Linked DNA regions of Homo sapiens: all the other regions are linked to region 2. Evidence: chromatin loops called from intact Hi-C (ENCODE). Cell type or tissue: chondrocyte. All regions are shown on one strand. Region 1 overlaps RNLS (renalase, FAD dependent amine oxidase). Region 2 holds the start of ACTA2-AS1 (ACTA2 antisense RNA 1). Region 3 has its middle 18 kb from the start of LIPK.

Region 1 (2,500 bases), 370 kb before region 2:
GGAAAGTTAGAAAGGTACCCCCAAGATCTTTATTTTAATAGTTCATTTAAAAACCTAGCATCTATAAATGTACTGGAACTTTCAGAAACTATTATACTGGATGAACAAGTGCTATAATTTTTAAATGTAAGCAAAATTATTCAGTCAAATAATGTCTTATTAATTGAAAACTTTTCTACATTGAAATAAAGTAGCATTTCCTTAATTTGTGGTTGTATTTTAGAATTTTAAAAACAATTCCATGTTCTCCTAAATTATAATTAAACATACATATGCATATCTGTTCTATATCTGCATCTATTGGCATTGTAGATCTGTGAAGCTCTATATTTCTAGATAAAGAAATTTTATTTCTGTTATTCATATATTCACATATGGATGTGATCCTTTGGTTATTAGAGTTTGCCTTCTTGAGATCTTCTCCGCTTTTATTACATCTTTGCTATCACACAGCAACTAGAAATTAAAAAATTTACAAGGATAAATTATTTAGGGAAAACAAACTCCTTTCCCCATCCTCCAATCTAGGAAAGAGAAGCTCAACATTGTGTTTTGAAAGGTTGTGATGACTGCAAATACACACACACACACACACACACACACACACATGCACACACACACATGAGAAAGTAAAGCATCTTTCTCTTGCAGGATCTTAAGGTGGATTAAACTGGTGAATCCCTGAAAATCAGAGGGTGGGGGGTGGAGATGAGTGCTATAACTAGAAGTAAAACTAGGAGGAGAGATTAGGAATTCCTGAATCTAATGTTTAAGGGTCAGGGGTTTGAGGAATTTCTGTGCATGGTAGAGAGGAAGATCAAGTACACATGGAAGAGCTATGCATAACAGTGGTTAAGAGTACAAGCTCTGGAGTCATTTTACTGAGGTTCACATCTCAGTTTCACCAAGAATTGAGACAATAATAATGCCTAGCATTACTTTGAGGATTAAGTGATATAATCTTTGTAATAAGAATATAGAGAAAGTAGCACTATTATAGAATCAGAAAGTAAATCATAAGAGGGTCACAATATGATACATGAGGTTTCTCTATTCTCCCAGCTGGGAGGAAGTTTAATAAATGTAATAAATAATTGCCAAATGAAAAAACAATTACATCTGCTTCTTCCATAAGAAGCAAAATAGAGAGAGTTGGATGACAGAAAATCCAGACCACTCTATAATGTAAAGGGAATTCTTTCACATAAGATATGATACTTATGTTAATCCTAAAGGCTACATATGATTAGAAAGAGAGAGAAAGAGAATGAGAATGAGAAGAAAAACACAGGAAGCTACAGACGTGGCTGTTCATAGTCTGTACAAATGTGAAACATGTAGTACATTCCTAATTCTGTCACTCATTAATCAAGCACTTTTTGGTAAGTTATGTAATTCTAATGGGCCTAAATTTATTTCCCTGTGATATGCAGTTTTGTGAATATTATAGTTATAGTGTTATTCTATGTTTCTGTCATTTTCACAGTCCTCTCTAGTTTAGATTCTAAGGGGAACTACAATATATATTTCACACACTAGATGGCAATATATGGCTTTGTAAGTGGATGTCTTTTTCACAGAAGCCTAAGACGTCTAATAATCAAATAAGAGCTGATTTTTCTCCAGAAAACACAGAGAGAAGGGTAGACATTAACCAATTCTTCATACTGAGGTCATGTTTTAATCCCTTTGATTTGACCCACAGATGTTAAAGGATCTTGTGGGGACATTCTAGTTTAAGTCTTTAGTGCCAGAGAGAATTATTTCATAACAATGAATTAAACACAAAATGATTTCCATGGGGGTCCAATTCTGAATTGAGTCAGCTCAATATAACATCCAAAGACCCTCATCCTCAGTCAAATATACCAAGTCAATTATTCTTAAACTTTTTCATCATAAAGAGCCTACATATGGCACAATACTCCTCCACTAAAAAAAAAGGAAAGAAGATCTATTTCTTTTCAGCATGATACATTTTTTTAAAACAGTGTCAACGTTATCTTTCTTTTTTTTTTTTTTTTTTTTTGAGAGGGAGTCTCGCTCTGTCACCAGGCTGGAGTGCAGTGGCGTGATCTTGGCTCACTGCAACCTCCGCCTCCCAGGTTCAAGCGATTCTCCTGCCTCAGCCTCCTGAGTAGCTGGGACTACAGGCGCACTCCACCACACCCAGCTAATTTTTGTATTTTTGGTAGAGATGGGTTTCATCATGTTGGCCAGGATGGTCTCGATCTCTTGACCTCGTGATCCGCCCACCTCAGACTCCCAAAGTGTTGGGATTACAGGCAGAAGCCACCGCGCCCGGCCAATATCATTTTTTATAATAAGAGTAAACTATTCTTATTTTTAAAGTTATGATTATTCAAAAAATCGTAAAGAAGAAAATGAAAATCATATCTGAGCAATAGCCAATGTTAATGTTTGTCAAATTATTTCTGATTCATGAAAAAATATATAAATACATACTTTAATCTTCTTTCCAAGTTAAAAATATTTATAA
Region 2 (2,500 bases):
GCTTCTGCTTAAGCACTATCTTCTCAGGGAGGCAGCCTCTCCTGAGCTCCTGGCTCAAGTTAGAGCCCATGGCTATAAAAGCCAGTACCCCATATAATTCTTCTTTTGAACCCCTGACAATGTACCCAACTGCTTATTTAGTGCCCATCTTCCTCACTTGGCTGCAGGTTCCATCCAGGCAGAACCTTGCCTAGTTCTATTTCCTTGACACTGCTCTCTGTCCTAGCTCATAGTGCTCTTCAGACATTACTTAAGTTGACTCTGCTCTCCCAGGAATAAACATTACTTCATACTCTGAAAAGGAAGAACCCTATCTCAGGCTGCCCCATTTTCTCTCCCTCTCTCTTTTTTTTTTTTTTTTTTGGCTGTCTCTTTCTGAATAAACTGAGCTGCGCTGCAGCAATGGCTTCTGGTTGCCTGCAAGTGTGTGTTGGTCCAGACAGCCTCCTCCCTAACTACAGTCAGACGTTCTTCTCCAAGCTGTTCTGTTAGAAATTCTTCTAAAGAGAATTTCCTAGCTACACAAATGATACCACATTAACAACAGAGGATTATTATTATTATTATTATTATTATTATTTTGAGGCGGAGTTCCACTCCTTTTTGCCCAGATTGGAGTACAATGATGCGATCTTGGCTCACTGCAACCCCTGTCCCTGGGTTTCAAGCAATTCTCCTGCCTCAGATGCCTGAGTAGCTGGGATTACAGGTGCGTGCCACCACGCTTGGCTAATTATGTATTTTTAGTAGAGATGGGGTTTCACCATGTTGGCCAGGCTGGTCTTGAACTCCTGACCTCAGGTGATCTGTCTGCCTCGGCCTCCCAAGACAACAGAGGATTATTTTTAAGTAAATAATGCCTCTTCCCACACATCTGCTCACAGTAATGGCAGCATGATGTGAATTAATGTCATTAGAAACCCATGCTGTCCTCCAGAGTTGCAAAAGCCTGTCATAGGAAAATTTTATAGTCATAGAAGGATGTTCCCCTCCTTTGAGAGTCTGGTTTGCTATTGTTAGAGGAGAGAAGAGGATTCAGAAGGCTGCCAAACCTGTATGTTGCTGGTTTTGTCTCCTCTGGAGATTGGTGTGACGCTCATGAAGGGGACTCAGCCACCTGTGCAAAGCCCAGCCCTTTATTAAGTCACTGGGCATCTCATGGAGTCAGGGGATGAATTACTGATAGATGACTGGGAGGAGGGTGCTTAGGCACTGCAGTTGAGTGGCTCACAAGGAGCTAAAATTTCACTAATGCGTATTCAGTGGGTGGTTCTGGTTTGCCTGATTTTTGCCTCTGGGCATGGCTGTTTCAGCCTGAGAGGCTGTTCCAAGAATGTTGCTTTACTAGGAGCTCATGCCGCCTGGTGGTAAATATGAAGTACAGCAGTGCAACAGACCAGTTTTACTCCAAGGAAACCCTGTAGAGATGACAGCAATGGTTGGTGATTTCTGCCTCAATTATGAAAGTGATCTGGTGGCAAGTATCTGCACACTAATCCTTAAGTTTAAATCTAGTGGCTATGAGGTGCCCCTGCATGGCAAGCATGAATTTGCAGCTGGAAGATTTCCCTCGATCATATTCCAGTGGTTCTTAAATTTTGATGTACATAAGAATCACCAGGGAAATCTGATTGAAGTTCAGGTTTCCAGCTTCAGCTCCAGAGATTCTAGCTCAGCGGGTGTTAGATGTGACCCAGGGCTCTACCCATTTAAAATGAGCTTCCGATGAGGTTGGTCCGTGTAGCCTATTCTTTGGGAAATGCTGGCCTAATGGCTAAAAACATGAATTGGAAACCAAGCACAAGAAGGAGCAAGCTGATACTTCTGCCAGCAGCATGACATTGGGCTGCTGCTAGCCTCAGTTACTCTTCTGTAAAAAGGCAGTAATGGCCAGGTGCTGTGCCTCACGCATGTAATCCCAGCACTTTAGGAGGCCAAAAAGTGGGAGGATCGTTTGAGCCCAGGAGTTCAAGACCAGCCTGGGCAACATGGCAAGATCCCATCTCTATTTTTTTTTAAAGTCAGGCAAAATTCACAGGGCTGTTGCAGGAGAAAATGGGATCCTAATATAAAGAGCTTGATTCAGGCTCTGGTCATGGCAGGCACCAGTACATCCCAGCTCTTATTATTTGTGGTATTAATCCTAATTATCTGCAAGTTACAGGGCCAGAGAAGACTAGGGGAGTTCGGGTTTTCTAGACCAAACAGACACTCAGTCCTGGGCCTGGAGGTCTCTGCAGTGAGGTGCTGCCACAGACAGAGCCACCTTAACTCCTCAGGACAACCAGTGGCTTCCGACACACACTATGCACTGGAGGGCAAGCAGCTCTCAGCTTGGGAGCAACTGAGGATGGTGAACAGCCTGGGCAAGGAGTGCTCTGAGGCTAAGACCCTGAACAGCAGGGTCAGTATTTTTTTATATCTTTGTGCCTTTCAGGCCAAATGGAAGTTGGTAGCTCTCCTATCCCATTGCATTTCTAGAGCAATCTCTGTCTCCTCA
Region 3 (2,500 bases), 240 kb before region 2:
ATAGAGTGGTCAGAAAAAGCTCCCCTGGGAAATGACACCTGAGCAGAGAAGTGGCTAAAGTGAGAAAGATCCATTTTAATTGAGTGTTCTGGTCCTGTAGTTCTAAACTGCAAAGGACCCCAAAGAGTCTTATAGGCTAACAAAGTAGCCTGCCACAATTTCACAGATGCTGGCAGGAGACAGGAAACTCTTGGGTCAAAGACAAAGGACTTGTATCACAGCGGACCTCATCACCTTCACGTTCTCCTTGTTCCACAAGTCCATAGAGAAGATGCAGAAGTGGACCCAGGTGGATGTTGCACATACAATAAGCCTATGTCACAGTGAAGAATTCCAAGTTTAGGAACCTCCCAATCTTATAAAGGGGCTGCCAGCAAAACTGTCCAATCTTTGCCCCATATGAAGACATCTTTATTATACTGGTTAGGAACAAATCTACCCTCTACACTGGAGGGAGACGGTCTTCTGTCTTTCAAGGCTTTTCACTAAACACACATCATTGAAAAGATAGTCTGGGACAAAAACTGATCTGAGATATGAAGAAATGCCCTGGAGAATAGTCTCCTAACATCAACTTTTAGCATACACCAGAATCACCTGGAGTTCGCCAATCTCCAGTGTTCCTGCTTTAGTAGGTCTAGGCCCTGTCTAAGAATTTGCATTTCAAACAAGTTCCCAGCTAATGCTGATACCACTGGTCAGGAATTTCTACTTTGAGAACTACTGTTTTGAGTCTTAAACAGATCACATTTTGTTGCACTATCGTTGATTTGCTTTCATTTGGCTGTGCTTTATAATCAGCAACCCACAATTCTAGATTACTTAGGCCTATTATTTTCTTTGATTTCATTAAATATAGTGAATAACATATCTCTTATTAGAGACAACTCTCATATCTTACAATGTGGTTGAGCTTATTGACACATATATTTCTTCCCCAAACAAACCTTTGCTAGTATCAACTTCAGATTATCCAGATGTGAAACAAAGGAGACAATTGAAATAATAGAGAAAAAAAATCCTGCTTCTGAGGGTATCATAATAATTGTAATATTAACCTTGTATCTAACGTTAGTATTGATGACATTCTGGTCTATAGCTACAAAATGCACCGATTGAAGCACAGATGATGTGTATCATTTAAAGAGTGTTGATAATTTTGTTTTTTCTCTGTCATTATTTTCTATCCCTATAACATATTCAGTTTCTTCATCTTTAAAAAGCTTTTGAAGTCAAAATTGAGTTTAAATAACCAAATAGCATTTAGACTTCTCAAATTAACACAGGCCCAGAAATCTATACCATTAATAAGGAAATTATGCTTTGTGATTACATCAGAATTGCTGCAAATCTAGCAGTGTTTTGTTACCACAGCTCTAAAATTTAACTCCTTTTTGAAATTAGTTCTGTAAGTGACCAAACAAGGACATGCAGCCAATAACCCTATGAAAAAAAACACTTACTGTTATTTAAAATAACATTTTTACATTCACAATCTATTTTCACAGAATTTGATAGAACTATGCAGTTATCCAGATTTGCCACTAGAGGGTAGGGTAGATTTGGAGGCTGCTTGTGTTTTTCCTCCTAATCCAGGGGCATTTACTCTATTTAATCAATAGATGATGCCTGTACTCATTTTACTTAGCATGTCAGCCCCTTTATTAAAAATTGTGAAAAAAAAGACTACCTAAATAAGCAAAACCCAATCAGGAATTAAATTTTAGAGAAGTTCCCAGATGGAAGATAGGAAAAGCTAACATTCTGCTAAGTACTTTATATATGGAAAAACAATTAATACCCACAAAAGTACTATAAAATTGGTAATATTATGCCAATTTTATGTTAATTATACAAATATATACATAATATAAATATATAATATTGGCACAGTGTGCCAATTTTTTATTATAACATGTAAAGTAGGGAGATGTAGAATGAATTATATGTGCAAATTCTCATGAAAAATAGTGAATTCAGGTCTTCCTGACTCAAAAATCCAAATCTGTCCAATATACCACATTAACAGATCAAATCAAGCCTTAATATAAATAAATCTCTCACATGATCCCCTGCTAAACAGTACATTTGTTACCTTTGCTATCAATCTTACTTCTTTGTTTTCTATAGTTGGAGTACGTGTGATGTGTTTTTATCATTGCTTCTAGATTTATGAACTCTGTAAATTCGGGTAACCCATGTTGCACCTCATGATATGTCCTCTACTGCATGGCAACCATCCACATGGGAGCTCTTCTTTAATTATTGGAGCTTATTATTATGTGCCTATATAATAAATGCCTTATGAGCAAATAATTTAACAACTAATTGTTTTTCTCTCTGTTGATAATCTGTTTTGTTCTTTACTGTGTCAGATTACTTTTTAAAATTATATTTAAATAGCAAATATACTTGAGATTGGCTTAATCATTACAAAATGTAGTCCCAGATCCACGGTTCTAGAAAGGCAGAGCAAGATGGAAAGCCAGAGCAAATAGAT

The links. A loop is a pair of places that touch in the nucleus more often than their neighbours do. Peaks named below come from ENCODE experiments on the same cell type or tissue, not always from the same donor. Only the 100,000 strongest peaks of a DNase experiment are listed, where the experiment ranks them.
Region 1: a loop joins it to region 2, with 9 times the contacts of the local background. A loop is called at or near these places in 19 of 110 quality-filtered maps.
Region 3: it touches region 2 in a loop (3-fold over the local background); 15 of 110 quality-filtered maps call a loop at or near these places.

The regions. Positions count from the first base shown.
Region 1 is chr10:88,563,740-88,566,239 of GRCh38, forward strand. The region is part of intron 4 of RNLS (renalase, FAD dependent amine oxidase); the gene reads right to left. Among named protein-coding and RNA genes, the nearest start is that of RNLS, 18 kb to the right of the region's middle. In chondrocyte, a CTCF peak has its summit at 1,541 (motif pointing right); no DNase peak of the experiment used is centred here.
Region 2 is chr10:88,931,483-88,933,982 of GRCh38, forward strand. It overlaps ACTA2-AS1 (ACTA2 antisense RNA 1), which reads left to right and starts at 1,202. Exons shown (of 5, transcript NR_125373.1): 1 at 1,202-1,477; 2 at 2,159-2,404. RefSeq lists an enhancer at 793-892. In chondrocyte, CTCF peaks have their summits at 1,375 (motif pointing left) and 1,578; no DNase peak of the experiment used is centred here.
Region 3 is chr10:88,686,506-88,689,005 of GRCh38, forward strand. No RefSeq gene overlaps it. Among named protein-coding and RNA genes, the nearest start is that of LIPK, 18 kb to the right of the region's middle. In chondrocyte, CTCF peaks have their summits at 1,548 (motif pointing right) and 1,749; no DNase peak of the experiment used is centred here.